Regions from separate parts of the Homo sapiens genome. Here region 1 is linked to region 2. Evidence: chromatin contacts called from ENCODE Hi-C data. All regions are on one chromosome and are shown on one strand. Each heading gives the region's core, a stretch centred on a gene start or an enhancer-like site at or near the end of the contact. The rest is flanking DNA. Distances are from core to core; before and after follow the strand shown.

Region 1 (3,623 bases), core at 72-2,571, 2.5 Mb before region 2:
AATGGCGAGGGCCCCCAAGGAACTGTCATCACGCCGATAACCTTGGATAGCCACAATTTTATTTAGAATATAAAACATGGAACTCGACTTCGGAATTTTAGTCTAGAAATGGGGACTTCCCCCTAGCTTTTATGATTTTTGAAACTCCTGCTTGGACGCAATTGTCATCTTGCATAATCGACAGTAATTTTCAGGTTTATGGAATTTTGCAAACTTTAAGCAAAGCACATCAATCAGGCTCAGTGCTGCGGCTTTTCTTCGCATCACCGAGGTAGAATAGCACCTCTACTCCCAGAACTTAATCCAGGCGAATGCAGAAGGCCTTTGCTGGTTTTCTGGTTTGGGTAGTCTTTGGGTATTCACTTGGAAACAAGGCGAATTGATGGATGGATAGAGTGATGGATGGATATGTAATAAATATAATATAGTTCAATGACAGGATCCAGATGGTGGGTGTAGGAGAGTTTACTGTAGAATTCAACTTTCTGTGTATTTTAAAGGTTTTCATACTAAAATTGGTGGTGAAGTGGTGTTGTCACACAGATTTGACCAAATCCCTGCTGCGTATTAGCTGTGAGATTGGGACAACATGCCCAATACTCAAGTTTTCTTGACTGATGTGGACAATTACGTATCCCATGGGATGGTACAAAAAAGTCAAAAGAACATTCCCCGCACTACCAGAGGCCCTCGAATCAAGGGCGGCCCCGAGTGGCGGGGAAAAGAAATGCAAGCCAGCGGAGGATGCTGAATTGTGGAGGTCGGCTCTCGGAAACGCCTGCAGCCAGGCAGAGGAGTTGCGGTACCGCAGTTTCGTTGCATCGGGCTGGCCTTCAGGTTGTGCGACTCAGCCTGGAACCTCTGAATGCAAGATTCCGACCTGAGAATGCGCTTCAAGGACACCTCCGAAGCACCCAGAAAGCCACCGCCAGCCTATTTTTTACGCTCCTTTTCCAGCATGCCTCTCCCTCCCCCCAGTATCTATCTGCTCGTTCCCTAGGGGTCTTAGAAGCCTTTTGCTTCCAGAAATGACAACCATATTCCCTGACTCTACGACATCCCAGGCTGTTTATTTCGTCTTATGCCAGTTTCATTTTAGAAAATGCGAATGTTGTCACCGAACCCTGAGGAAACCTGCTGTAAAATACGCGGGTTTAGCGAGAAGAAGCGGAGCGAGTGTGCGTTGCGATCTTAAAGACTGAGGACAGCCAGCCCGAGGGCCTAGAAACAGCGTTAACCGCGCTGAGCCCGCTGCGGGAGGCGGAGGGGTTGGGGCCATGAGAGGGCGGGGCCGCATCTATGGCCCCGCCCCGGCCCTTTGTGACGCAGGACAACGCCTGCCACGCGTCGGAACTCGGCCGCGGGACATCCACGGGGCGCGAGTGACACGCGGGAGGGAGAGCAGTGTTCTGCTGGAGCCGATGCCAAAAACCATGCATTTCTTATTCAGATTCATTGTTTTCTTTTATCTGTGGGGCCTTTTTACTGCTCAGAGACAAAAGAAAGAGGAGAGCACCGAAGAAGTGAAAATAGAAGTTTTGCATCGTCCAGAAAACTGCTCTAAGACAAGCAAGAAGGGAGACCTACTAAATGCCCATTATGACGGCTACCTGGCTAAAGACGGCTCGAAATTCTACTGCAGGTAGGAAATGCTGCGAGCTGCCCGTGCGTCCAGTTGCACAAAATCTTGCCTGCCTCCACCAAGCGGAAGCCTCATTGGTTGGTTGGTTGGGGTTTTATTTTTTAACGGTAAAAGTTGAGCCCTTTATTCATTAAAAAAAATCACATTATATGGCAGTGTTTCTCTAATAAACTGAATATTTTTATTTAAAGTATTGAAAATGTTGTGGCAATAAATTATCAAAAATACGATACATCCACACACACATCAACCACCACCATTACCCTTGGGACCTCCAGAATTAAATCAAGGTTCTGCCTATAAGGATGTTCACATTTTTCCCTTGCCAGAAGTATTGAGTCTTTACGGAGGAATACATGGAATAAAGAGATTTAATTCTGGCCTTCAGAAGCACGATTTTTATAGGTTGTGGCCACTTTCTATCAAGAAAAACAGTTACTTCCCTGGTGACTTCTGGTGGGCCCTGCTCCCTCATTCCACCTGGTGCCTACTCTGATTTAATTGATGGCTTATTACTCAGAGGGAGAATCTTTTCTTTACCCTGTAAAGATAGGACTGGGAAAAACAGTTCCATCCATTTAGAATAAAATAGAGAAATTTAATAAGAATTTATACAATTTTATAATTTAATAAGAATTTAATAAATTATATCATTAGAATTTAATAAGAAAATATACCATTTTAAATTACTATTAAAATGACTTTTTGAGGCTAAAACTGCCCTATCATTTTTTTACAACAAACCCAGGGAGTTAAATGAGTTCTTTGTACAAGCCATGCACCTAGTTAGGGGCTGGAGACCCATTAAAAAGTTAACTGTTGAATAGTTTTTGTAAAGATAACAATTTTAAAAAATGAGATGGCTGTTAATGATTAACTTTGGGCAAATCATACTTCTTTCTGGTGATTATAGGGAAGTTTGAGTCAAACACCCCATTAAGGGTTTTAGAAAGAGTGATTATATGGGAATGATGGTTAGAGAGGACTCCAATTTTAAATGCCCAGCTGTATTTTCAAGTTTGATTTCTTGAAATCAGTTTACTTAAGTATTGCTTTTTGTTATAGCCGGACACAAAATGAAGGCCACCCCAAATGGTTTGTTCTTGGTGTTGGGCAAGTCATAAAAGGCCTAGACATTGCTATGACAGATATGTGCCCTGGAGAAAAGCGAAAAGTAGTTATACCCCCTTCATTTGCATACGGAAAGGAAGGCTATGGTAAGATGTTTAATTTTAATTTCTTGTTTTAGTTATATTTAAAAAATGATTAATAGATTTCTGGGTATATAGGTCTGAAAGAATTGAAAGCACAGTCTCAAAGAAATATTTGTACAGCCATGCTCATAGCAGCCATGTACAATAGACAAGAGATGGAAGCAAGCCACATGTCCATACATAGAGAAATGGATAAACAAAATGAATACATGCATATATGGAAGCCAGGCACAGTGGCTCATGCCTGTAATCCCAACACTTTGGGAGGCCAAGGTGGTAGAATCACTTGAGGCCAGGACCAGCCTGAGCAACAGCAAGACCCTGCTCTACAAAAAAAAAAAAAAAAAAAATGAAATGGAATATTATTCAGCCTTAAAAAGGAAGAAAATTCTGAGACATGCACCAACATGTATCAGCCTTGAGGACATTATGCTAAATGAAATAAACCAGTCACAAAAAGACAAATACTGTATAATTCCATTTATGTGAGGTACCTGGAGTAGTCAAATTAATAGAGACAAAGTAGAAGGGTGATTGCCAGAGGCTGAAGTGAGAGGGAAAAGGGGAATTGTTGACCAATGGGTATAGAGTTTCATTTTTGCCAGATGAAGAGTTCTGGAGATTGGTTGCATGGTAGTGTAAGCGTACTTTACTGAACAACACACTTGAAAATTGTTATGATGGTAAATTTTATGTTATGTGTATTTTACCACAATTAAAAACAAAAAAGTGAAATAAAAAATGATAGATGAAATAAAGAGAACAGT
Region 2 (3,283 bases), core at 373-2,872:
TAGAGCAATTCCCTAGGGAATTTTATCTCAGGATTAGGTTTTTGGAATCTCGTGTATCCAGACAGCTCTTCTCTGTCCCCTTGCTACCCTTTTTTCAGAGGTGGGGTATCGCTTGGTAGCCCAGGCTGGAGTACAGACACTGATGGCTCAATTGAAACCAGAGGACACATTACTGGCAAGTGGAAAGCCGTTCTTCCCAGTCTTCTTAGGAAAGGAGATCTTTCTGCGGTGAGATATATTTGCAAAACTGCACAGGACTTTAATACTTTGCAACAGCAAAGGTTGAAAAACAAAACGGTTAAATTTCCACATCAAAACAGGTGAAATGTTTCTGTTCATTTTCTTCTACATTTGGAAAGTGCCTGATCCACAGTGACACGCTAAACTTCAGTTCCCTTCCCCTCATCCTTGCAAGTGTACAGAACTGTAACTAAATATTTAGGCAATTAGGGCAAGCAAATTGCACAGTGAATTATGCGGTAGCTTCTAGTATAATAAATTTTCTTACCAACCAAACAATGCTCAGTTGCTTCTCTTGACAACCTGTTTGCATCGTCAAAGTTTAAATGTAACATATTAAAACTATTACTCTTTAAAAAATCATTGAAACTTTTTTGTGTATAAATAAAAAAATAGAATAAAAATAAATAAAAAATAGAAAAAAACCCATGAAAAATGTTTGCACATGGGGTAAAGCATGTAAAAGGGGTAAAGCATGATAAAAACCTTCGCTGAAGTTTCCCTGCTCACACATTACTGTGTGCACGTCTAGTCTTTTTCTCATTCAGGCATCATTTGTTATTTGTCTTTTCCAGTTGAGGAGGACACTTAATACCGTTTCGGCAGCGTTTCAAATCCGAGTCAAATATAGCCTGAGTGGTTTTTTTGTGGGTCCACCTATCAGGGCCTGTGAAGAGTGTTCTTGGGGTTAAGAGTTCTAAGATAGAAAACTCAGCTTATGCTGTTACCCGCAGGTTTTAAAGCAACATGATACGGCGTTTGAAGCTTACCTCACACCGGTGAGGTAAGCGTCCAGTCATCAAATGACCCTTTTTGACGTCCAAGAGTGACAGAGCCTCAAGCACTCCTGGGGACCGGGCTGACTTTTCTCCACTGGCTTGGTTGGGAACTGGCTTCTTCGGAGCTGTGTAGTCTTAATTTGCTTTGCTGCTGGCTGGCTGACAGCTGATGGGGGACTCCTCAGGACGGACTCCCTTCCAGATGCACCCATCTCCATCCTTCTCAACTCCCCAACCTTTGTCCTCCCCACTCTTCGCTCGCGCGGCGGTCTGAGACCACCAGGACCAGTTTCAGGGGTTTCCTTCTCCAGCGAGACTTGGCAGAACAGGCTTTAAAAGCAAAGGAGGCAGCGGAAGAGTAAGAAATAACTATATTCTAAGAGTCATAATAAATGGCAGTACATAACTGCGACACGACACCGAGCAGCCTAAGCTGGCTGCGGAGGCCACAAACACAAGATCCTAACCTCCCGGCCGACCCGCCCCAACAACTACCCGCCCAGGGTACGGTCACGTGACGGGGGAGCGGCGCGCGCCGACCGCGGCGCCAATTGGCGAGCGGCTGGAGCGCGGGGTTTCATGGGAAGGAGTTGGCCCGGCTTGTCTCTCTGTCAGTGGCGGCTGCTGCCTGCTCTGGAGGCAGGCTGGGCGGTGGCGGCCGAGACTGGCGGGGGTGGACGCCCGGGCCGGGCTGCGCCCGCTTCTTGCAGGTAGAACGCTCAAGGCGAGGGCAGTTGGGAGGGCTCTGCAGCGGGGAGGCATGCTGAGCTGTGCCCCTGGGAAATAAGCTGCGGGTTCCCCGCTTGCCTCTCCTTGGTGCCCCCGCCTCCTGCCAAGTGGCCTAGAGCTCTGCGGCGGCTGCTAGTCAGGCTGCGCGGTGGTCCGCGCAGACCCAGGCTCGCCGCCTTGTTCCCTGGATTTCCCAGCACACTGGCAGTGGTGGCGCTGGAGTCTTGAAACCCTTGTTTCCCCTCTAGGGCTGGTAGTTTCTCCAGCTCGGTTCTAGGAGATTCCGGGTGGTGACTGGCTTGAGCCCCAGCTCTTTGGCCCACTTGTGTCGAGCTTATCTCGACACAGGTGGGGCAAAGAGGTCAGAAGGTCCCAAACTAGCATTTCCTACGCTCAGCTGTCCGCTTTGAGCGTTCTCTCCGCTTCTCTTTCTGAGTTGTGCGGAGGCTCCAAGAGTTAGAAAGACCAGAAGGGACTGAAAACTGTCAGTGTCATGCTGCCGGGCTCTAGCGTGTGGGCGTGGAGTACGTGCTACTTAGAGAAGAGACTCTCCAACCATTGTCCTTATTTCAGGGATGGTGGGCTGTGGGGTGGAGGGGAAGGGCGAAGGTGCATTGTATCAGAGGCGTGGTAGGAGGAGAAAAACAAATCTAAATTCCGTCAGTTCATAGTTTACGGATTGAGAAAGAGTTGAAATTGGTCAACTCAGCTTTGCTGATGGTGCTTTCACAGTACTAAGCAAGACCCGTGAATCACTGAGTTTTCCGTGTTCTGCTTTTCCCAGTTGGCCTCCGGTGTGTGTTGCTCGGTGTCTACTGTTTCCTCCTTTCTTTATGGCCTGGGTGTCAGCATTGACAAAATTGACTCTATTCAACAGCGGTTTGGTGGGTGTGAGTAAGCTTGGTTTCAGGAATATGTTCAAACTGGCAGGGAATGCTCATTTCTTTTCCTCAGCAGCCCCCAGAAGACCAAGTTGACTTTTAACACATTTTCTTAAACAGGAGTGGTGCGTTTAAATTAGAATTTTAAGGTTGTCTGTTATCTATTGAGATCAGCTCAGTAATGATGTTAGTAAACTTATATAGTGTTTATATGTTATATAAACAAGAAAATACAAGAAAAGGAGAAGTTATATGGCTATTAAAAATATATGACTTCACATAGAAACATTTATAATCAAATAGTAATTTTTTGGTGGTATTTAGTTCAGATGAAAATTGACTTACCATGAAAGCAAGCACTAATCATTATATATTAAGAGTGCTTAATATATAATAGAGGTGTACTTTTCATTAAAATTCTTTTTGAGGAGCAATAAATGTGGCTTGGGCTATTTCAGAATTGTCTTTTCAGTTAGGACATTTGAAAGTTAGAATTCTAGAATAAATCACCTTTACTCTTCAATTGTATAGTATAATATGTTATGGAGGTACTGTTGATGGTGATTAAATAGCTTATACTTAACTTTGGAATTTGATAAACATAGAACTTCCTTTGCTGTTTCCTTCAAAGACCTACAAGGTTATTTAATGGCA

The links. A loop is a pair of places that touch in the nucleus more often than their neighbours do. Pooled maps may share reads with other maps.
Region 1: a loop to region 2 is called in a pooled map, with 10 times the contacts of the local background. The contact joins the promoter of FKBP7 here to the promoter of LNPK in region 2. A Hi-C loop is called at or near these places in 6 of 50 pooled maps.

What each region holds. Positions count from the first base shown.
Region 1 is chr2:178,476,298-178,479,920 of GRCh38, reverse strand. FKBP7 (FKBP prolyl isomerase 7) reads left to right here and starts at 1,321. Exons shown (of 4, transcript NM_181342.3): 1 at 1,321-1,642; 2 at 2,708-2,859. The coding sequence starts at 1,422.
Region 2 is chr2:176,000,606-176,003,888 of GRCh38, reverse strand. LNPK (lunapark, ER junction formation factor) reads left to right here and starts at 1,622. Exons shown (of 13, transcript NM_030650.3): 1 at 1,622-1,729. RefSeq lists an enhancer at 1,209-1,428.